Regions from separate parts of the Homo sapiens genome. Here regions 2 and 3 are each linked to region 1. The links are chromatin loops, found by intact Hi-C in ENCODE. Cell type or tissue: dorsolateral prefrontal cortex. All regions are shown on one strand.

Region 1 (8,000 bases):
CACAAGGGCAGTTTCTCTCTCCTGGACAGGGTGCTGGGTGGGTAGGGGTCAGGCCAAAGGTTAAAGAAATGCAATAATCAGTCTCTGCAGTTATGAGCGCCCCCAGACATCTCCATTTCCTGCCTCTTCCAGGCCTTAGAAAGGGATCCTGCCATTTGTCTTGTAGAGTCTTTGGCTCCCACCTGAGGAAGGAGATGGGATCAGGTGGGAGGCTCCGAAGGTTTCCTGGCTCAGCTCTGTGGGTGGAGAGAGCTGTAGCCCCTCCTAGTCAGCCCTGGGTCTCATGGATCACCCATCAAAGAGGGCTGGAGCTACGCTTTCTAAGGGAACCACAAGTCGGTGCCCCTGGGACTTGTGCCACTGCCCCAGCCCCTCTGCCGCCAACTCACCCTGGTCGATGGAGTGCGGAGGCAGCTGGCTGAGCTGGCTGTTGACCACCCCTGCATAGGTGCGCAGGAACTCCTCCTCGCTGGCTGTCAGCTGCAGGGTGAGAGAGCTGTGGTGAGGGGCAGCATGCACCTGTTCCCTGAAAGGCACCTGCACCCCTAGAGGCACCGCCTAGGCCTGCTTGGTCCCTGCTTGGTCCCTGCTCGGGCTTCTGTTTCTGAGATTTGACCCCTTTGCTTTCAGGGCCAGCCCACCCCACTCCCACCCTCCTTAAACTTGGTCCAGGGGTCCAAAGCCTTTGCCACTCAGACTGAATCTGAGATTAAGGTCTGTTCTAGTATAGGGCCAGTGGAAGACACAAGTCCTGCCCGGAAGGCTGAGGGGCGATTCCATGTCCCTCCACTCTTTTTGAGAAATACCCCTGCACATGCATGCCTGCTGCCCCCTCAGCTCCTGTCCTGACAAGTTGTCCCTGAGCTGCCCCCTGGGAGAGAAGACTTTCGGGCTTGTGAGGGGGAGAAAAGGAAGGTCAGGGCCTTGAGACCCTCACCCGCCTGGCCCCAATCCGGCAGTGTCGGGTGTCCCCAGAACTTGACGTGCTGGGCTCTGTGCCTAGGGGGCCAGAAGCAGCCCTAGAGCCAAGCCACAGGCCCAGCGGCCCCTCCTCAGCCCGTGGCTCCGCAGGAGGCAGCCGCAGTGGCTCCACCCTCCAATAGCCCAGCAGGGCCCCTCCCTGGGAGACCCTCCCTGGGGGCCCGCTGCCTGACACCCCACAGGCACTCACGTTTGATCCCATCTTCCGCAGCATGAGCAGCACTCGGACCTTCTGCTGAATGTACATCTCCTCCGGACTCTTCCCGGGAGCTCCCTCGCGGTTCATCCCCCTGCCTGGCTCTGGGGACTCCTGCAGAGCAAGCAACAGCATCAAAAGGGAAGAGATCAGGATGTGACATACTGGGACAATGACACCTGCTAGTGACCCTCACTCCTCCCAGGAGCCGCTTTCCACCCACAGTCTCCCTTCTGGGAGCATGGGGCAGGTGGCGAGGTGCTGGGTTCCTTTCTCACCCATGCTGGTCCCAGCAGGCTGAACTGAGCAGCTCTGTTCTCCAGCAGGCGCTGCAAGGGCTGGCCTGCCTGCTGCCTCTGTGCATGAAGCTGCTGCGTCCAGGAAAACTGAGATGACCTGGACTGCTGGTTGTTTCTACCTGTGAATCACCCCAGAGCAAAGCTCCTGCTACAAGCCACAGGACACGTGGTGCATGAAGCCCCAAATGTCCCAGGTTTTCAGAACAACTTCCACAAGGGGCAAAAAAGTGATGGGATCAGAGGCAACTGGTTAGGGCCTTTGGCTCGAGAAACTGTGAGATCAGTGCCCAGCCCCCAAACACTGAGACAGCTCCCTCGGCAAAAGCCCCTGACAAGTTTAAGAGGCCAGGGTTGTGGCTCCTGGGCTGGGCTCCAAGGGGTCCCTTGATGGAAAGACGCTGGCCCAGGGTTGCAGGGCTTGCTACCTCAGCCCTCACAAACCCACCCCACCTGTCAGAGGGTAGCTCCTGCAGGCAGCTGGGAAGGCCAGCAGCGTGTCCACATGCAGCAGGGACCTAACCTGTAGAAAGTCCCCAGGAGAGAAGTCCAGAGCCCCCTCCCTCCAGGAGGAGCTGGAGGAGAGGAAGCTGGGTATGGAGGGGCTTGGGTTACACACTGGTAACTCCTGGATGAGTCAGAAATAACGCAGCAGCTGCTGGGGTGGAGCCTTATCAGCCCTGGTGCCAAGGAACTGCGCTCGGAGAACCACGGAACCAAGCTGGCAGGCCAAGAACACTCCTCACACCATCCATCCCTCCAGGACCAGCAAACCCTGGACCAGCGGGCTTTCCCAGGCAGGGTGGCTCTCTGTGCAGAGGGCAGCCTCAGCAATGTGCCAGAGCCCGGGCAGCAGCCTCCCTGTAGGTACTTGTCAACTGCTCATTCCCCATAAGCTAATGGGGCCCTCATCCTAAAAGTGCACACAATAAGCTAATAGCAGCTGCATGCTGGATGCGGCATAGGTCTCTTTCCAGCAACTTCTGCTAAACCCCTACAGCCCAGACTCTATTACTCTGTCTGCTCCCCTTCCACCTCCTCCTGGGCCCAGAAAATGGCCTAAGTGATAACTGGGAGCTAGGAAAGAGGAGTAAACTGCCTCAGGAATGGTCTCTGATGAGAAGGACCCCCAGCCACTCCCCAGGGCCAGGCTGCGTCCCAGCATGGGGAAGGCCATAATTTCCTGTGCAGCTGAGCAGGGAAGCTCTGTTCTGGGGTATCACTCCTCGCACTGACCCATTCTCACTTCCTTCCACTTCACTAGATGTGGAGCACTGCCAATCTGGAGCTGGACTCCACACAGCCTTGTGGGGTGAACCTTGCACCCCGAACCTGGGTGTGGATGATGATGCGGTCTCCACCTCTTCCCCAGTGGCCACCTGGATCTGGGTTACTATGTAACCTCCTCATGATCCCCCTACTTCCTTTCTTGTCCTTTTCTCTACACAATAGCCAGAATGATCTTATTATTGATTATTTTTTGACACAGGGTCTCCCTCTGTCGCCCAGGCTGGAGTGTAGTGGCGCGATCATAGCTCACTGCTGCCTCAACCTGCTGGGCTTTAGCAATCCTCCCAACTCAGCCTCCTGAGTAAGCTAGGGCCACAGGTGCACATCACCACGCTTGGCTAATTTAAAAACATTTTTTTGTAGAGACAGGGTCTTGCTATGTTGCCCAGGCTGGTCTCAAACTCCTGGGCTCAAGTGATCCTCCCACCTCATCCTCCCCAAAACAGATGATATCACTCCTACCTTAAACCTACCTGAGAATGCATCTCATAATCCTTGCCAAGACCCTGCCAGGGCTCCGCTGTCAGCCCTGCCTCCCTCTCCAGCCTGTCTCTTCTTCCTCTTCCCCTTGCTCTGCCTTCCTGGCACTCGTCCGTTCTAGAACATGCGGAGAAGCTCTTTCCCTCTGGCAGCCTTTGTACTGGGTGTCCCCTAAGCCAGGAACTGGCTTCTTTCCATCCTTTGTCTTGGTGTAAAGGCACCTTCCTAGGGAAGCCTTCCCTGGCAGTTGCTCTGGTGCCCAGGAGTACAGTGGTATGATCAGAACTCACTGCAGCCCTGAACTCCTGGGCTTAAGCGATCCTCCTGCCTCAGCCTCCTAACTAGCTGGGACCACAGAAGCATGCCACAACACCCTGCCACTTTTAAATTTTTTTGTAGAGGTCTTGTTATGTTGCACAGCCAGGTTGGTCTCAAATTCCTGGTCTCAAGCAATCCTCCTGCCTTGGTCTCCCAAAATATTGGAATTAACAGGCATGAGCCACCATGCCCGCCTGTCCTGATTTTCTGAAAGTGCCCTGTTGGAGAACTTGCTTATTGTCTCTGCCCACTGCCCACTGCCAAGGCCAGGGCCCCCTCTGCTGTGCTCACCCCTGTCCTCCGGGAGACTAGCACTTGGCAGGCACTTAATAAATACTGCCCGCTTGGCTAAATGGAATAGTGAAACAGCCTGTGGTGTCTGAGCTTCTCCCACTCTGCAATATCCACACCCATCTAGGCCCAAATGTCATTGTGTTAAGAGACCAAGTACCTAACCCAGTCTCCCATAACCAAATTTAGCTTTTCCAAAGGACTCACACTTTCAAAGTAGTGGGCCTTGGGCTATTGTGTTCTCCAAAGAACATCTGAAATGCTCCGTAAAGCCTTTGAGCTGGGAGTTAGGGCTTCCAAGAGTAAAAACCTTCCAATTCTGTCCTGTGCCTAAGGGCTAGTTTTCATTTGCTCTCTCCTGGTGAGAGACAGGGTGAAATACAAGGACCTGGCCACTAGGTGTCGCCAAACACAAAAGCGCCAGCGTTGCTTCCTCCCCACCCCCAGCAGGTTCTCCCAGGGCCCCAGACCACCCGGTTCGAGCCGACCAGTCCTTAGCCGACGTGGGAAGCAGATCACTCCTGCTCTGGCTCTCCCTATTCCAATCGTACTATCACAAACCACACTCCAGCCCCGGGTCCCAGGGCAAGATCTATTTATTCATTCAGAGAGCCACCCCTGCCCAGGGAAGGACTGGTGTCTGGTTTTTGCCGCCGCATCCACCCAGGAGCCAGTGGTCCAGGTACACAGTAGGTGCTTCCCAGAGGAGCGTCAGTTCCATATCAAAGACTGCTTCCATCACAGACCGCCTCCATGGGGCCGGCTTTACAGAATGTTGCCCTGTCCAACAAGCCTTCTATGAACAGCTCGCACTGATAGGTGCCGCCCCGTCTTCCCGGCTGGTGCAGCCTCGCCGTCCCGGGGACACCTCACACTGGGATTCCTAGGGCTTGGGCTGCCCAGCTGTGGGCCTGCGGTGTCGTCTGCGCCTGCATTTTGGAGCCAGGCTACTCCTGCTTCAACTCACTTCCCTGCAAGAGACAGTTCTTCTCGCTACAGAGAAGACCCTTGACTTGTCTTTTCTAAAAAGCGTGGTCATGGAGAATTCTTCCAGCTCTAGTTTGAGCTGATTCCGCCCTGCTGCCTAACAAGAGGGCACACTCAGGGCTGGATCTGGAGCAGAAATGCAGCCAGGAGCACATGTTCCCACCCTTCCCATTCCAACCCAAACAGAAACACCGTGACTGGCTTACATAATTCTCTCCTCTGCAGTAAGGGTGTCAGTGTGGAGCAAACTCATAATTGGAGAGAATAAATCATAATCAACCCAAACAATACAGACATTTCAGTCATGGTGCTCAACGAGTATATTAAAGTATGTCTCTGTTTGTTGCCTATACAAGCAAACGTGCTATTATATTTTTATCACAATTCTGACAAGCATCAGATTCATTTCACTTGAGAAATCTTATTTTCCCCTGTAGGGATCAAAAACTGGTCTCCATTAAACTATGTTTAAATTACATAAACTAAAACTGCAACTAAATTAGACACACTAATTATTCATCCAGTCCTTGAACGTGAGAACCAAAAGTAATGATGGTTCTCAATTATGGTCTCTTGGCTATTCCCATAAACATTCCAGCGTCTAAAATGGGGTGGCGCTTCCACTCCAAATCCTAAGAAAATTTCTATTAGCTGCCCAAGTCAGAGGTAAGCCAAAAAAAGGAAAATGAAAAGAAACAGGCCAGGCACAGTGGCTCATGCCTGTAATCCCAGCACTTTAGGAGGCCGAGGCGGGCAGATCACCTGAGGTTAAGAGTTTGAGACTAGCCTGGCCAACATGGTGAAACCCAGTCTCTATAAAAAATACAAAAAATTAGCTGGGCGAGGTGGCAGACACCTGTAATCCCAGCTACTCGGAGACCGAGGCAGGAGAATCGCTTGGACCTGGGAGGCGGCAGTTGCCTGGAGCCAAGATCATGCCACTGCACTCCAACCTGAGCGACAGAGTGAGACTCCATTTCAAAAAACAAAAACAATAAAACAGAAAAGAAACAACAGGCAACTATTAACTATCCAAATGAATGGTGAAGGGACAGGTCCATGGTTATTTATTATGTAGTAGGCAACCACACATTCTGCAAAAAGTGGGTGCCATCCCAGAAAATGACATCTGATTGGGGCAAATACAATGAAAAGACATTAAGGTACATACCTTCAATTTAGACACAGAGACACACTCCTGCTATACATACACACACACACACACACACACACACACACACACACACACACACAGTTCAGAGCTGCCTCTCTGTTGAAGGAAGCTTGGCTGGTCAGGAAAGGATGGTGAGGAAGTGGCTCCTGACCACTGTGAAAGGTCCACACAACGGGAGAACTGGCCTTGGCTCCACAGGCCACAACACGTTCTCAGGGAAACACCCAAGGGCATCTGTAAGAGGCACGCTCAGATGCCACACTTCTTCCCAGCCTTTGCAGGGACCTAATCTCGACCACCATGTAATCTCCAGCATTTAAGCAGTTGATCTCACTTTAGAAGAATTAGGAGGTAGTGCAAGAGGGACCTGGAGAACAAGACTGCTGAAAGTCACATGCGGCAGTTGGAGGCTGGACGGCTGTGGCTCCCTGTATGGGTCTCTGTCTGGGAAATGCAACCCATTCTAATAAAGAGCTTTGAAAGCTGGCCTCGCTTTGACAGGCACGAGTGGCCCTGAATACAAACACAGCCACCTGCACTCCTTTTTATTTTTAAACTGGAAGCTAATGCTCTTGAACATCCACATTTATCTATGTTAGAATATTCACTTATACCCAGGGCGGTCTTGCACCTGCTAGGAAGATGTCAAGTAAGCTCAGGCGAGGCCAGGGAGCAAAGCTGCTCCTTCAGACACATGAGCTGCCTCCAGCCCCTGCACTCGTCTTTTGTTTTGTCCATTTTAAAACACATTGTGATAGATTCTAATACATTTAAAAATGTACAATTTACACTTTCATGATGTTTACATTGCAAAAAAATACAATGCCATAGAATTGGTGGTTCCTAGAGCTTATATGAAATATTATCCAGAATCTGTACATGTCTTAGCCTAAAAGAAATCAGCAGCACCCTAACATTCTCCAGAAGACCCAACACATCTGGAGAAATGAGCATCATTGGGGCTCACGGTGAAAGGTAACAGATGAGCTAACTTCATGATCAGCCCTGGAGCCTGGCGTCCAATAGGACTCCTCACCCCCCACCCCACACTACTGTATGGCCACATTACAGAGTCCTTCCCCTGGGGGCCTTACCTGCTTCTGGAAATTAACTTCAGGCAAACAGGTGCTCAACTGTGAGGGGAGGGCTGTGGCTGGGCAGAAGTAGGAAGGTGCCGCCCTGCAGAAACACAGAACACAGGTTGTGGGAGGAGTCGGGAGGGCCCAGGCAGCTGCCAGGGCTGGGCCTGGAGCACACGCCCCATGCTGAGGATGCACAACCGCTGGCGGGAAGCTCATGGAGCTGGGTTCTGCCGTGGTCCAGAAATACCTGTGTGTCTGGCAAGCCCAGGAAACCTGCACCCACACCTCTGGGATAAATAAGGTGCTGAAGGCAGCTCAGCTGGCCTGGCATTTCCGGCCGAAGCAGGTCAGTCCGCTCAACACCACACCCCCTGCTCCCCTTGGCTTAGTCACCAAGTCTAATTGAGACGCTGTGTTCAGAGACACTGTGGACCAGAATGCATCACTCCAGGAAAGTTGATGGCCAAGTTCTGCACCTGCACAAGAGAATGCCCCACCTACCAAATCTAACATGACAAGTGAGGCACAGGTAGCTCAGCACCCCGCAGCCTCTGTGCTCAGTGCATGTATATGTGTCTGTGTGCTTCAGTTGTGCACCTAAACATCAACTAACACACATGCTAGAAACACACGAAAAGCACAGTCGCAGCTTGTTCACAGACCTACAGCCTAGCCACATGTCTACGTGCCCCCAATACACCTCTGGCAGGAATCTCAGAACACTGCCTTCTTTTCTTCTGCCTCCTACACAGGAGCTCATCGTTCAGGTCACCTGCACAGGTTAATGGAGCAAGAGCATGGATTGCCGAGTGGGCGGAGACACAGGAGAAGCAGGAGGCTGTGAGGGGCGCTGGGAGCCTTGCCCACCCGCTCCAGCTGCACCACCTGCTCTGCTGGGGTGCAAG
Region 2 (8,000 bases), 91 kb before region 1:
GGCCTCCAATCTTTCATTTTAAAGCAAAAATTGCTAGTTCAATTTGCCACTAATCAAATTAATATTCGATTCCAATTTGGCTTCATACTTTAAGGTTTTATTAATAAAATTACAAGCACTATAAATACTAAAACTAAATATTCTTCTAATATTTGAGTCCATAAAACTCCTGAGACTTAAACTAAATGAATTTATGTCTTTATTTAGCCCAACGGGGATGTAAAAATACCAGGCAGAGCACATTACAGAAAACCCATGATGAGTAGTAACGTAAAATGTGTGTTTCTGCTGCCCAAATGGAAAGGCCTGCAGCTGAAATGGTTAAGGGTTCGGTGGAAAAATAACTGTGTAACTATGTTCCCAGTATTCCAATTTTATAATTCAAATTTTCTAAATCGCTCTTAAGCTGGCAGTAGAATGAGATCTGGCCAGTTCCAAACACTGAACTTTTAAATATTTAATGAGTGATATTTTTAATATTTCATCACATTCAATTTGCATCATAAAACATTTACAGAAACAAGTGACCGATGTTTCTGTCATCATCACAAAAAAATGGCAAAGACAAGAGACTACTGGCTGCAAGTCTAGGAACGTGTCACCTATGTCGGAAGTCTATACCTGACTCATTTCATCACATTCTAGGAGGTTTTAAAAAACAAACTAAACTGCTTCTCCTGCCTCCCTTGGCCTCAGCCATGGCGAGTAGCCGTGGCAGCGAATCCAAATGCGGTGCGGGAGACCATGGACAGGATGCTGAATAAACTGTGTGTTGTGCACCTGCATCTTGACTTTGATCCATCACATGAGGTGTGGAATTTTCCACTGTGGTGTCATGTCGGTGCTTAAAAAGTTTCGGATTTTGGAGCATTTCACATTTCAGGTTTTGGGATTAAGAGTATCCAACCTGTACTAATCACACATTCTGCTTGAGATTTCAAGAATTTAGAATGCTGGCTTAGATATGGAAACTCCTATTTGTGTACGGCTTTGTGAACAAGAAATTAACCCAGAAGCTTTATCATCAGTTATTAAGGAGCTTCGCAAGGCTACTGAAGCACTAAAGGCTGCTGAAAATATGACAAGCTGATTTTCTGGGGAAATTCTGATGAGATATGTCAAGCTCTGCAAGAGGATTTAAAGATTGCACTGTAGTCGAGAATGTACAATGATACTGAATGCAGCAGTGTAGAAAAATTTTCCTTTTTAAAAGAATTATAAAACCATAGCATTATAAATCAGTGGAAAGTGGCTTACAGACAGAACTATCAGATGTGTTTACATCACATCTTATTCTTTTTTTTTTTTTTGAGGCGGAGTTTCGCTCTTGTCACCCAGGCTGGAGTGTAGTGGCGTGATCTCGGCTCACTGCAATCTCTGCCTCCCGGGTTCAAGCGATTCTCCTGCCTCAGCCTCCCAAGTAGCTGGGATTACAGGAGTGCACTACCACACCTGGATAATTTTGTATTTTTAGTAGAGATGGGGTTTCTCCATGTTGGTCAGGCTGGTCTTGAACTCCCGGCCTCAGGTGATCCGCCCAACTCGGCCTCCCAAAGTGCTGGGACTACAGGAGTGAGTCACCGCGCCCAGCTTATTCACTTTTTTTAACGGCTCTAATGCTTCCACATCGCCATGTTCATATTTATGTATTCTTTATTTATAGCTTTGATAGCTTTAATTTTCTAAGCAGTCTATCAGATGTGCACATCTGCTGTGCCTGTAGTGGAACCCATCAGTAGTAATGTGTAGTAGTTGTGACTTGTTGACATTTCCACTATAAATTTTAACTTTGAATTGTTTATGCATTATAACTGTGGATTTATATTGTATTGGGCTGAAAGCTGACACTATTTCAGCCACCATTGGTGAATTCTGATTTAGATTCATTATGTATGTCGGAATCTTGTTTTTTAAAATAAGAGCATGGAAAACATTTCTTGCAATCTGATCTTTAACAAAGAATACTTAGTTTTTTAAACAGTTTGTTGGGCAGCTAATAATGTGAACCAGGTCATTTTTGTATTGAGTAAAAATTTAAACTTCTAGAAACTTAGATTTTAAAAGTAATGACAATGCTTAGGTTAGTATTATTTGCAATTCGAATCATTTACAGCTAATGAGAATGTTTTCTTAAAGTTTTATACCCTATAAATGGAGGCCTAAAAAAATGTGTAAAATGAAACATAGCAAACATGCCAAACTCCTGTTTACTTTTCTTACATAAAAGTAATTTGAGTCCTTGACTAATAAATCTTGAATGGTTATTTAATAAGTTATTAGGTAAGTAATGTGTTTCAAAAAAAAACTAAACTTTGAATGTATTAATTTAAAACTATGCAAAAGCAAAGCTGGCAATCAAACCTTCTACAAGTGCAGGCTGTAGCTAGGCACACACCTATCATTTCAGGATATGACTCATTTTTTAGGGTTATGGTAGATTTCAGTCATTAGAAATTATTTGATTTTTAAGTCAAGATGAAAAAAATACAATAATCAACTTTAGGATTAACATGAATATAAGCTATGCTGCCCCAGCACAACCCAACTCTGTGGGCTAAAGAGAGGCTAGACCCGGGCCGGGCGTGGTGGCTCACACCTGTAATCCTAGCACTTTGGGAGGCCAAGGCAAGCAGATCACCTGAGGTCAGGAGTTCAAGACCAACCTGGCCAACATGGTAAAACCCCGCCTCTATTGAAAATACAAAAATTAGCCGGGCGTGGTGGCACACGCCTATAATCCCAGCTACCCAGGAGGCTGAGGTAGGAGAATAGCTGGAACCTGGGAGGCGGAGGCTGCAGTAAGCTGAGATCGCGCCATCGCACTCCAGCCTGGGTGACAGAGCGAGACTCCATCTCAAAAAGAAAAAGAGAGAGAGAGGCTGGACCCATGCCTAAGTCTCACAAGTAACGGGGATTTCAGCAGGTTGGTTGCAGAGCCCAGACGCCAACCACAGGTCCCAGGGTGGCCCTGATATCAGTCAACCCAGTACACGAACAGTTCCTTTCCGGTTTATTCACTCATATGGATGGTTCCCCACTTACAGTGGCTCAACTTAGGATTTTTAGACTTTACAAAGATGGGTTTATCAGAAGATAAACCTGATTGTAAGTAAAGAAGACTTTGTAACTAGAAATCCACGGTTTCCAGCCAGGCGCAGTGGCTCACACCCATAATCCCAACACTTTGGGAGGCCCAGGTAGGAGGATTGCTTGAGCCTAGAAGTTCGACACCAGCCTGGGTGACAAGGTGTGATCCCGTCTCTACAAAAAAATGTTTTAAAAAATTAGGCTGGACACAGTGGCTCACGCCTGTAATCCCAACACTTCGGGAGGCCAAGGCGGGTGGATCACCTGAGGTCAGGAGTTCGAGACCAGCTTGGCCAATGTGGTGAAACCCTGTTTCTACTAAAAACACAAAAATTAGGCCAGGCACAGTGTCTCGCGCCTGTAATTCCAGCACTTTGGGAGGCCGAGGCAGGTGGATCACCTGAGGTCAGGAGTTCGAGACCAGCCTGGCCAACATGGTGAAACCCCGTCTCCACTAAAAAAATACAAAAATTGGCCGGGCACAGTGGCTCACGCCTGTAATACCAGCACTTTGGGAGGCCAAGGTGAGCAGATGGCCTGAGGTCAGGAGTTCGAGACCAGCCTGGCAAACATGGTGAAACCCTGTCTCTACTAAAAATACAAAAATTAACCAGGCGTGGTGGCGGGTGCCTGTAATCCCAGCTACTTGGGAGGCTGAGACAGGAGAATTGCTTGAACCTGGGAGGCAGAGGTTGCAGGGAGCTGAGACCACACTATTGCACTCCAGCCTGGGCAACAAGAGTGAAACTCCATCTCAAAAAATAATAATAATAATAATACAAAAATTAGCTAGGCGTGGTGGCAGATGCCTGTAATCCCAGATACTTGGGAGGCTGGGGCAGGAGAATTGCCTGAACCAGGGTGACGGAGGTTGCAATGAGCCAAGATTGCGCCACTGCACTCCAGCCTGGGCGACAGGAGCGAAACTCTATCTCAAAAAAAAAAAAAAAAAAAAATTAACCAAGCGTGGTGGCATGCACCTGTAACCCCAGCTACTCGGAAGGTTGAGGCAGGGGAATCTCTTGAACCTGGGGGGCAGACGTTGCAGTGAGCAGAGATTGTGTCACTTGCACTCCGGCCTGGGTGACAAAGCGAGATTCCCTCTTGAATAAAAAAAAAAAGTTAGCTGGCATGGTGGCACATGCCTGTACTCCCAGCTACTCGGGAGGCTGAGACAGGAGGAATGTTTCAGCCCAAGAGTTACAGGCTGCCGTGAGCCAAGATCTCACCACTGCAGTCCAGCCTCAGGGAGAACAAGACTATCTCTAAAGAAAAAAGAAACCCACTGTTTCAAACAAGAGTGTGATGTGTGCCTCTTATCATGACACGTAGGTTGGTCATGTCTGCCCTTAAAAAACAACAGCTAAATATTGCAAGAGACTGTTGGCGTCTCACCTATAAATCCTAGATGATGTTACAGGTTTCATTTGCAGATTCAACTTTTAAACCTTGGTCTATCATAAGAACCTGCAATTAAGGAACACTGCCAGCAGGTGGTGACAGGTGCCCTTGCATGCTCCAAGTTCTCAGGCTTTGATTTTAAAATCCTGCTAGTTAATTTCCAAAGGCGAGCTAGTAGGCCCTTGTTAAAGATGACATGGGTAGAAAAGTATCTTAAACTCTAAGTTTAAAATCTCCAGCTGATTCTTTTTTTCCTCAAAAAAGCATTTGGAACAGGTAAAATATTCACAGTTTTAAAATCAAAATATAAAAAGGCATTATCTCTGGGTCTCTAAGTATTGTCCCTAGTCATAAATTCTTTTTTTTTTTTTTTTTGAGAGTCTTGCTCTGTCACCCAGGCTGAAGTGAAATAAAACTACAATGTGTGCCACCACTCCCAGCTAATTTTTGTTATTTTTAGAGGAGAGGGGTTTTCACCATGTTGGCCAGGGTGGTCTTGAACTCTTGACCTCAGGTGATCCACCGTGCCTGGCTAATTTTTGTATTTTTAGCGGAGACAGGGTTTCACCATGTTGGCCAGTCTGGTCTCAAACTCCTGGCCTCAAGTGATCCGCCTGCCTCAGTCTCCCAAAGTGCTGGGATTACAGGCGTGACCCACTGCACCCAGCTGTAAAACAGATTTTTTAATTACTCTTATTTTTTTTTTTCCAAAGACTGAACACTGCCAAAGAATCTCTGTATGCACAGGTTTAAGGATTTCTTCATCAGAATCCCAAACAAACTAAATTTTAAAGGGCTGATTGAAACACCAAATACATAGCTTAGACATTATTTAGATCAGGGTTTCTCAACAGCTGGACACTCTGGGCCAGACAATGTTTAGCTGTGGGGCTGTCCCGTGCATTGTGGGACGTTCAGCAGCATCCCGGCCTCAAAACCACTGGATGTCCGCGGCCTCCCCACCAAGATGTGCCAACCAGAAGTGTCTCCAGACATTCCCCAAGATCCCCTGGGGGCAATCCTCCTCCCTCCTCCCTTGAGAACCACTGACTGACATCCACCCCGTTAAGGAAAACCAATGATGTCTACATGAAAATCACTTGTACACTTTAAAAGAGCCACTTTAATAATTTGTGCATTACATTGATGTGAATTTCTTTTTTTTTTTTTTTCCGAGTCAGGGTCTCACTCTGTCTCAGAGGTGTGGGACACCCCACCCAGCTTGAAGTTAATTTTTAAAATAAAAACACATTAAGGCCGGGCACGGTAGGTCATGCCTGTAATCCCAGCAATTTGGGAGGTTGAGGTGGGTGGATCGCTTGAGTTCAGGAGTTCGACACCAGCCTGGGCAAAATGATAAAACCCTGTCTCTACAAAAAATAGGAAAAAATTAGCCAGGCATGGTGGTACACTTGGGAGCTACTTGGGACCTCCCAGCTACTCGGGAGGCTGAGGCATGAGAATCGCTTGAGCCTGGGAGGTGGAGGTTGCAGTGAGCTGAGATCACACCACTGCACTCCAGACTGGGTGACAGAGCGAGACCTGCCTCAAACAAACAAAAAACACACACATTAAGTGTCAAATAAATTCTTAAGCTAACAGAACAATTGAGTTTTTTAATAGTACAGTGAAACTTTCCCTGCATTTATTCACTTTTCCCAGGACAAGCATCATACCACCACATACTGTTACACACAATGCAGCTGTTCTACGAAAGGTGAGGCTGGGCGCGGTGGCTCATGCCTGTAATCCCAGCACTTTGGGAGGCCGAGGCAGGCTGATCACCTGAAGTCAGGAGTTCGAAACCAGCCTGGCCAACATGGCGAAACCCCGTCTCTACTAAAAACACTAAAAATTAGCCAGGTGTGGTGGTGGGCACCTGTAATCCCAGCTACTCAGGAGACTGAGGCAGGAGAATTGCTTGGACCCGGGAGGTGGAGGTTGCAGTGAGCTGAGATTGTGCTATTGCACTCCACTGCAGCCTGGCTGACAAGAGTGAGACTCCGTCTCAAAAAAAAAAAAAAAAAAAAAAAAACAAAGGTGAGAGCTGTTTGCAAGCTCTGCACATCTGGATCCACTCTCTTGCTCACAGGCTGGGACACCTGCCTGTCCGCCACCAGGCGGTCTATGGCTGGGCATGGGCTCACCACTACCCAGCTCACAGGGCCTGAGAGCTACATCGGGCTCCTCGTGTTGGGGAGCGCAAGGCATGCATGGTGGCATCATGAGAAAAGACCAGGGAATGAGCAGGAACAGATGGAGGAGGAACCCCTATGTCCTTCTCCCTGGTGCACATCCCACCCTGAACACTAAGAAGGAAGCAAGGGGACCAGACCCTGCACATGAGCCTCAGGGTAGGATGCCAGGAGAGTCCCAAGAACGAAGTTGGGGGTGAAGAGGTGGCTGCAGGGGTGAGAAGAGAAGGGGAAGGGGCTGGGCTGAGACTGCAGTTTAGAGTCTAGGTATCTCCCGCACACGGAGATGGGGCTGTCCCCAACTAGAACTGAGAGCTAAGGAGGAATGACAGGGCAGGAGAATCCAGAAGAAGGGGCTTCTGTTTCCCCCTTCTTCCATCCATCCATCCGTCTTTCTCGAGGCCCAGGTAGTCTTCTAGGTACCAAGAAAATAATGGTGAGTAAAACAGCCCCTGCCCTCTCAGAGCTTGTGTTATGGTTGATAAAAATATGAATTTGAAACAGAACCTGCAAAGTAATCCTCACTTCCTACAATTGCAACTTTTGAAAGCTTAAAGTGAGCCTTCTAATTTTTTTTTTTTTTTTTTTGAGACGGAGTCTCACTCTGTCGCCCAGCCTGGAGTGCAGTGGTGTGATCTCGGCTCACTGCAAGCTCCGCCTCCCGGGTTCACGCCATTCTCCTGCCTCAGCCTCCCGGGTAGCTGGGACTACAGGCACCTGCCACCGTGCCCGGCTAATTTTTTGTGTTTTTAGAGAGACGGGGTTTCACCATGTTAGCCAGGATGGTCTCGATCTCCTGACCTCGTGATCCACCTGCCTTGGCCTCCCAAAGTGCTGGGATTACAGGCGTGAGCCTTCTAATTTTTCCTCCAAATTCCAAACAAGTTTTTTTAATGTGGGAAAATACACAGTATAAAAATTTACCATCTTAACCATTTTTAAGTGTACAGGCCAATAGCATTAAGTACATTCACACTGTCATCCAACCGTCACCACCACTACCCGTCTCTAGAACTTCTTTCATCTTGCAAAACTGAAACTCTGCACCCACTAAATACTAACTTCCTATTTCCCCTCCCCCAGCCCCTGGCAGCCACCATTCTATTTTCTGTCTCTGTGAATTTGACTATTTGACTAAGGGTCCGGCGTGGTGGCTCAAACCTGTAATCCCAGCACTTTAGGAAGCTGAGGAAGGTGGATCGCTTGAGTTCAGGAGTTCAAGATCAGCCCGGCCAACCTGGCGAGACCCCGTCTCTACAAAAAATACAAAAATTAGCCAGGCATGGTGGTGCCACACTTGTAGTCCCGCCTACTTGG
Region 3 (8,000 bases), 290 kb after region 1:
GGTGGATACACCTCCAGTCCCAGCTACTTGGGATGCTGAGGTGGGAGGATCACTTGAGCCCGAGAGGTTGAGGCTGCAGTGAGCCATTATTCACACCACTGCACTTTACCCTGGGTGACAGGGCAAGACCCTGTCTCCAAAAAAATAATAATAAAATAGTTGGGCACGGTGGCTCACACCTGTAATCCCAGCACTTTGGGAGGCCAAGGTGGGTGGATCATGAGGCCAAGAGATCGAGACAATCCTGGCCAATATGGTGAAACCCCATCTTTACTAAAAATACAAAAATTAGCAGGGCGTGGTGGCGCATGTCTATAGTCCCAGCTACTAGGGAGGCTGAGGCAGGAGAATTGCTTGAACCCCGAGGCAGAGGTTGCAGTGAGCTGAGATCGTGCTACTGCACTCCAGCCTGGCGACAGAGCGGGACTCTGTCTCAAAAATAATAATAATAATAATAAAATTTGTCATGAATTCTGAAATTTCTCATGCCTAAGCTTTTGCCATTTGGACAAACAAGTTTGATTTTTATCCCTCTTTAATAGATTTAGGGATGATAGACACATTGGTGTTTTTTCAACACCAAAAATGGTCAATAGATAGACACATTTAGTAAATACATGGCCCTCAATAAAATTAAACCTAACTTTTTATCCGCTGAAGTATGTCCATTTGAGGTGCCATAGAATTTCTGTAAATTAATAACTTAAAATTAGGTGGGGGGAGTATGATAATTCAGCTTTTGGTCATTGGTAAGTTGATGTTGTCCTAATGATGGGAGTTTTCCTAGCCCCGTTCCTTTAGGTGTTGTGTCATTGTCAAATCTTCATTGTGAAACTTTTGTCTTTAAAAGCAGCTTATAATTTCTGTCGTGCCCTACATGCAAAAGAAGTGCAAAATTTCACCAGCTCTCTGATTTTGCAGGTTTACATTCACTCAGTATCATTGTTGGGGCAATAACTGGATTTGGAAAGCAAGAAAATACATATCCCTCAGTACCTTTGTCTTTCTTCTTTAGATGTTGAGCATACCGGAGCCACCAGTGAGTTTTATGACAAGTTCACAATTCGCTATCATATTAGCACCATTTTTAAAAGCCTTTGGCAAAACATAGCTCACCATGGCACCTTTATGGAGGAGTTCAAGTGAGTATGGGGCCCCTCGTGTCACAACTTGCTTTCTTGCAAATCGCAGGTAGGATTGCAGCTTAAAAGCATGCACAGCTGGGTTCTTGTTGACTGTTTGCTTGGTCTCAGACTCCTTTGAGTTTACCACAAGATGCCACTAAATGTGGGCAGGATTTTTTAAATGGCTTTACTTGCAAGATATTGCTGAATTTTAGATTTGTCAAGATACTTTGGGGGTGGTACACAAGCGAAGATTGTATAGGGCAGGGCGTGGTGGCTCACGCCTGTAATCCCAGCACTTTGGGAGGCAGAGGCGGGCGGATCACTTGAGGTCAGGAGTTCAAAACCAGCCTGGCCAACATGGTGAAACCCCATCTCTATTAAAAATACAAAACATTAACTGGGTGTGGTGGCGCACGTCTGTTATCCTAGCTACTTGGGAAGCTGAGGCAGGAGAATCACTTGAACCCGGGAGGCAGAATTTGCAGTGAGCCGAGATTGTGCCAGTGCTCTCCAGCCTGGGTGACAGAGCGAGACTCCGTCTCAAAAAAAAAAAAAAAAAGGAAAAGAAAAGATCCTATAAATATGCTGAGATGATGGGTTAAGTGTTTTTTTGGTGTTTTCTACGATGACAGTGTTAAATGAAGTTGTCAGAATGAGTGAAATGAAATCTTAGTTCCTGAATGTTGGAAGGACTTTAGATTTTGCAACAATTAGGTCAGAGTTGTCATTTAAAGTATCATTCTTTGTGGTAAGGCCCTAAACCTTAATTAAAGACTTTTCATATACCTACCTGAAATCTGAGTGACTGCTTAAACCTGGACATTAGTAATTCCATCTAAATTATCTGTCAGTGCCTAAAAACAAAAGGGAGATGAAGATGCTGAACTCTTGAATTATTCTTCAAAAATTTTATCCCATCTAAGGGCCGGGCGTGGTGGCTCATGCCTGTAATCCCAGCACTTTGGGAGGCCGAGCAGGGCGGATCAGGAGGTCAGGAGATCGAGACCATCCTGGCTAACATGGTGAAACCCCGTCTCTACTAAAAATACCAAAAAATTAGCCAGGCATGGTGGTGGGCGCGGTGGCGGGCGCCTGTAGTCCCAGCTACTCAGGAGGCTGAGGCAGGAGAATGGCGTGAACCTGGGAGGCGGAGCTTGCAGTGAGCCGAGATGGTGCCACTGCACTCCAGCCTGGGCGACAGAGTGAGACTCCGTCTCAAATAAATAAATAAATAAATAAAAATTTTATCCCACCTACTTGGATCTTTTGCAACCCATGTTAGATCTTTGATCAAATCTAGCTATACTTGTTAACCGAATTACTAGTCAATAATATACAAATTACCAGTGGAATAACTATTTGCCAGATAGATTTCTGTGAAGCAAACTTTTTAACTTTTTGTTTCCATAAACTGCTCTTATGGTCAGAATTGTGTTCCAGCTAAAGCCTGGCACGAGGCAGGCCCATGGCTTGGTCTGAATGGTGCTGATTGGAGCGCTTGTCCTGAACTTGCCATGTTCCTGAGATCGAGGCCTCCTGCACTTGTTCACAGGAACTTCTCTTCTCCAGCATGGGCTTACCACCCCGTAGTTGCACAGTTGTAGACCCTGAAGTGTAGCTTCTTTTTTTCTCTACGAATCTGGCATCTCCAGAGTCTAACAGAGGTAGGCCAAGCTATTTCAGTTCACCAGCAAGTTCTCATTATAACACGATCTGCAGAACAGTTCCTTAGATTGGAGGCTTCCAGTTTTAAAGTAAGTTAATATCCCACTTTATCAATATTACAGGTTCCAATTTTTCTTCCATGCGTCAGTCTTTGTGATAAGGAATAACTATATCAGTTGTTTTCTTATCTGTTGTATGTGGTTAATTATTTGCATTTTCTTGGTATATTGGTGAGTATATGCGTTTTTCCTGTTCTAGTCTGGAAGAAGTGTTTTCTCTCCTTAAAAACATTGAGGGAGTGAGCTAGGGGTGTGCTGGTAAGCCTGCTCTGGGAAGCAGGGTGGGGGAGTCAGCATTTGCTGGTTTTCCATGGTGTGACTGTTTCCTCTGTTGCCCAATTTAAGGTGCCAGGGGAATCTGGTTATAAAATTCTGGAATATTTAGCACTTGACTGTCATCAGCCGTGCAAGGTGGCTCCAAATACCACTGGAATGAGCTTATCATAAACAATTTAAAAGAATAACAAAATCCAGGCCAGGTGTGGTGGCTCATCTCTGTAATCCCAACATTTTGAGGGGCTGAGGTGGGAGGAACGCTTGAGCCCAGGAGTTTGAGACCAGCCCTGGCAACATAACAAGTCCCTGTCTCTACAAAAAATACAAAAGCTGGGCGTGGTGGTGTGTGCCTGTAGTTCCAGCTACTTAGGAGGCTGAGGCAGGAAGATTGCTTGAGCCCTGGAGGTCGAGGATGCAGTGAGCTGTGATTGTGCCACTGCATTCCAGGCTGGGCGACAGAGTGAGACCCTGTCTCAAAAAGAAACAAGATTAACATAATCTAAAGAGAAGCTTGGTGGTCCTTGAATTCCATAGTGCCTGACTTGTGCCAGGGTAGCCAGGCTTTTAGGGTGAGATAGTTGCAGTCTGGGTGGAGGTGCTTGTTCCCTGGGATTTGCTGTGGCATTTTGCTTCAGGGAGATGTATGACCATGTACAATATAATTGCCTTTCCAGCTCCGGGAAGCAGTTTGTTCGCTATATAAACATGTTGATAAACGACACGACGTTTTTGCTCGATGAAAGTCTGGAGTCTCTGAAGCGAATCCATGAAGTGCAGGAAGAGATGAAGAACAAAGAACAGTGGGACCAGTTGCCCCGGGTGAGGACGTGGTCCAGAGGCTTGGACAGCTTTGCAGGCCATCTGCCTCCACACACGGGCAGAGCTGCTTTGGGGCTGCATTTGTGGGTCTGATGATATGCGATCTGACATGCTGGGATTTTCCTTCCATGAAATCATATTGCAGGATTGGAATAGGAAAATTCTTAAATACCTTATCTGAAGCTAAGAAATGGGTTGAGAAGTCTTTGAAAATGTACACTGAAAACTTTCTCTGCCTTTTTAATTTTAAAGGGCTTTTTTGGAGATGAGCTTTTATTGTCTGAATATATTAATATTCATGAACATAATTAGGAAAGAAATCTCTAGAATTATGTCTGCTGGACAAGAATTTGATTTGTTCCTATGGGCTTCTCTAGGCAACTGTGTGAATCACTCAGGATCCTGGCGGGGTGTTTTTTCCCTTTCAGTTGATCTTGGGTTTTATATTCAGTTATTAATAGAAAAGAGGCCTGGCTTGCCAGGTTCCATGGAAAGCACGTGCCGTGCCAGTACCAGTGCTCTTTCCTGACGTGCGTAGCAGCCACTGAGATACTTCCTTGGTCGCTTATGAGGCCCTTGACAGTTGCTGGTGACTTCTTAGATTGGCTTAGGTTTATTGATTCTGTTCTTGGAATTGTCAGGCTCAGAATCAGAACTGATTTCCATAAGGGGTTCTCATGTCAAAGTGGGGACTGCTTTTTCTTCACTTTTTCTTTTTTTTTTTTTTTTGAGACGGAGTTTCACTCTTGTCGCCCACGCAGGAGTACAGTGGTGCGATCTCTTCTCACTGCAATCCCCGCTTCTCCGGTTGAAGCGATTTTCGTGCCTCAGCCTTCTGAATAGCTGGGATTACAGGCGCCTGCCACCACACCTGGCTAGTTTTTGTATTTTGTTTGTTTGTTTTTGAGACGGAGTCTTGCTCTTTCACCCATGCTGGAGTGCAGTGGCACGATCTCAGCTCACTGCAATCTTTGCCTCCTGGGTACAAGTGATTCTCCTGCCTCAGCCTCCCAAGTAGTTGGGACTACAGGCACCTGCCACTACGCCTGGCTTATTTTTTGTATTTTTAGTAGAGATGGGGTTTCACCGTGTTAGCCAGGATGGTCTCGATCTCCTGACCTTGTGATCCGCCTTCCTCGGCCTCCCAAAGTGCTGGGATTACAGGCGTGAGCCATTGCACCCGGACAATTTTTGTATTTTTAGTAGTGACGGGGTTTCACCATGTTGGCCAGGCCTGTCTTGGACTCCTGACCTCAGGTGATCCATCCGCCTCAGCCTCCCAAAGTGCTGGGACTACAGGCGTGAGTCACCGCGCCCAGACTTTTTTTTTTTTTTTTTCTTTTTTAATTTCAACTTTTATTTTAGATTCAGGGGATGGGGTACATGTGCAGGTTTGTTACATGGGTATACCGTGATGCTGAGGCTTTATGATTCAGCCTGTCACCCAGGGAGTGAGCATAATACCTAATAGGTAGTTTTCAACCCTCACTCCTCCCTCACTCCCCTCCCTTGTAGTCCCCAGTGTCTGTTATTCCCGTCTCCGTCCATGTGTACCAATGTTTAGCTCCCATTTATACCTGCTTTTCTTCTTATGTATTAAAGTTCTACCCATTCTCTGAGTAAGGTCCTATCCAAATACTCCCTCAGGTTTGTCTTCGCCAATCAGCATAGCTGAAAATTCTCACCTTTCTCCTTACTTCTGTAACACCCACTTTATACCATTCACAGTGCTTGGTATGCCCAGCTTATATTTTATTTACTTATTTGTTTTTTATTATTATTAATAAATAAAGACAGAGTGTTGATCTGTCGCCTTGGCTGGAGTGCACTGGCAGGATCATAGCACACCACAGCCTCAACCTCCTGGACTCAAGTGATCCTCCTGCCTCAGCCTTTGTAGATCCAAAGAGCTGGATCTACAAGCATGTACCACCACGCTTGGCTAATTAAAAAAATTTTTTTTATAGAGACAAAGTCTCACATGCTTGCTTCAGCAGCACGTATACTAACATTGGAACAATGCAGAGAAGATTACCATGGCCCCTGCTCGAGGATGACATGCAAATTCATAAAGCATTCCATCCTTTAAAAATAAATATTAGGCCAGGGGTGGTGGCTCACGCCTGTAATCCCAGCACTTTGGAAGGCCGAGGCGAGTGGATCACAATGTCAAGAGATCAAGAACATCCTGGCCAACATGGTGAAACCCCGTCTCTACTAAAAATACAAAAATTAGCTGGGTGTGGTGGCACGCCGCTGTAGTCCCAGCTACTTGAGAGGCTGAGGCAGGATAATTGCTTGAACCCGGGAGGCGGAGGTTGCAGTGAGCCAAGATCGCACCACTGCACTCCAGCCTGGGCGACAGAGTGAGACTCCGTCTCAAATAAATAAATAAATATTAAAGAGAGAGAGTCTTGCTAGTTTTCCCAAGCTGGTCTTATATTTTATTTACTTACTATTTTTATTATTAAATTATTTTTTATTTTATTTTATTTTATTTTTTGAGACAGAGTCTCACTCTGTCACCCAGGTTGGAGTGCAGTGGCGCAATCTTGGCTCAATTTATGCCTGCTGGGATTACAGGCGTGCACCACCACGTCCGGCTAATTTTTGTATTTTTAGTAGAGATGGGGTTTTGCCACATTGGCCAGGCTGGTCTTGAACTCCTGGCCTCAAGCAATCCACCCACCTCAGCCTCCCAAAGTGCGGGGGTTACAGACATGAGCCACCATGCCCAGCCTTATTATTATTTTTTAATAGAAACAGAGTCTTGACCGGGCACAGTGGCTCATGCCTGTAATATCAGCACTTTGGGAGGCCGAGGCCGGCAGATCACCTGAGGCCAGGAGTTTGAGACCAGCCTGGCCAACATGGTGAAACCCAGTGTCTACTAAAAATACAAAATTTAGCCAGGCATGGTGACAGGTGCCTGTAATCCCAGCTATTTGGAAGGCTGAGGTGGGAGAATCACTTGAACCCAGGAGGCAGAGGTTGCAGTGAGCTGATACCATGCCACTACATTTCACATTTCAGCCTGGGCAACAGAGCGAGACTCCGTCTCAAAAAAGAAAAAAAAAAAGAAAGAAAGAGTCTTGCTCTGTCACCCAGGCTGGAGTGCAATGACAGATCTTAGCTCACTACAGCCTACAACCTCCTGGCCTCAAGCAGTCCTCCCACCTCAGCCTCCCAAAATGCTGGGATTATAGTTGTGAGCCACCATGGCTGGCCAGCGTATATTTTAGATGTTGGAATGCAGGTCTATAGCACATTCTCGTATTCATAGTCAGTACTTAATAGCATTTGTTTATGAGCCAACTGAACAAATAATATTGATTTTTCCTGTGTTAATGGATGAAAAAGGCCCAAATAATTCCCACAATTGCTATTTCAGAAATAATTTTTATTTGGCTTTGAAGTCACTTTCTACCTCCCACTGCCCTGGCTGTTCCTGCTCATCTCCCTGACGTCTGAGCTTGGTGAGCTCCAGCACTCAGCCCTTAGGCTTCAATTTCTTTCCCACTCATGCTCTCTAGGTTAGTGTTTCTCAACGAGGGCACTAGTTGGAATTTTGAGCCTAGTGGAATTTGGTATAATAATAACTCATGATGAGAAACCATCCCATATATTGCAGGACATTTAGGATCTCTGTTTCCTGCCATTTAATGTCAGGGATGTACCCTCCTACCCCCAGCCTTCAGGCAACGAGAAACACTGCCACACATAACCTGATGTCCCCCGGTGAACATCACTGCTTGGTGAGCTCAGGTATACCAAGGCATTAAATACCTGTGTTCTAAAGACTCCAGAATATATCTCCCTGGCTCAGATCTGACTGCAGACTTGCAGACCAAGTATTTGTCTAATCAGTGTCTCAAACTCACTGTGTCCAAAACGGAACCCTTGATGTTGTCCACATCTCCTGCCTGAGTCTGCCCAATCTCAGTAAATGGCGCCTTCATTCTACCAGCTGCTCAGGCTCGATGCTTTGGAGTTGCTCTTGATTTCTCTGCGTCTCTCAGCAAATGCCTCTAAGCTCTGTCTTAAAATATATCCA

The links. Peaks named below come from ENCODE experiments on the same cell type or tissue, not always from the same donor. Only the 100,000 strongest peaks of a DNase experiment are listed, where the experiment ranks them.
Region 2: a loop joins it to region 1, with 2.8 times the contacts of the local background. A loop is called at or near these places in 102 of 110 quality-filtered maps.
Region 3: it touches region 1 in a loop (2.2-fold over the local background); 15 of 110 quality-filtered maps call a loop at or near these places.

What each region holds. Positions count from the first base shown.
Region 1 is chr1:9,870,798-9,878,797 of GRCh38, forward strand. CTNNBIP1 (catenin beta interacting protein 1) reads right to left here. Exons shown (of 6, transcript NM_020248.3): 3 at 7,108-7,192; 4 at 1,172-1,291; 5 at 390-480. The coding sequence starts at 1,267. Among named protein-coding and RNA genes, the nearest start is that of CTNNBIP1-AS1, 26 kb to the left of the region's middle. RefSeq lists enhancers at 557-1,485, 1,486-2,413 and a silencer at 4,159-4,358. In dorsolateral prefrontal cortex, CTCF peaks have their summits at 4,240 (motif pointing right) and 4,441; DNase peaks (open chromatin) are centred at 2,221, 4,284, 4,997 and 6,433; H3K4me3 peaks cover 577 bases; H3K27ac peaks cover 1,747 bases.
Region 2 is chr1:9,780,151-9,788,150 of GRCh38, forward strand. The region is part of intron 1 of CLSTN1 (calsyntenin 1); the gene reads right to left. It also overlaps the pseudogene MZT1P1. Among named protein-coding and RNA genes, the nearest start is that of CLSTN1, 40 kb to the right of the region's middle. RefSeq lists an enhancer at 6,174-6,674. In dorsolateral prefrontal cortex, a CTCF peak has its summit at 4,606 (motif pointing right); no DNase peak of the experiment used is centred here.
Region 3 is chr1:10,157,341-10,165,340 of GRCh38, forward strand. It overlaps UBE4B (ubiquitination factor E4B), which reads left to right. Exons shown (of 28, transcript NM_001105562.3): 22 at 1,016-1,142; 23 at 3,802-3,946. It also overlaps the pseudogene RNU6-828P. Among named protein-coding and RNA genes, the nearest start is that of KIF1B, 49 kb to the right of the region's middle. In dorsolateral prefrontal cortex, CTCF peaks have their summits at 4,024 and 4,250; a DNase peak (open chromatin) is centred at 3,971; H3K27ac peaks cover 4,516 bases.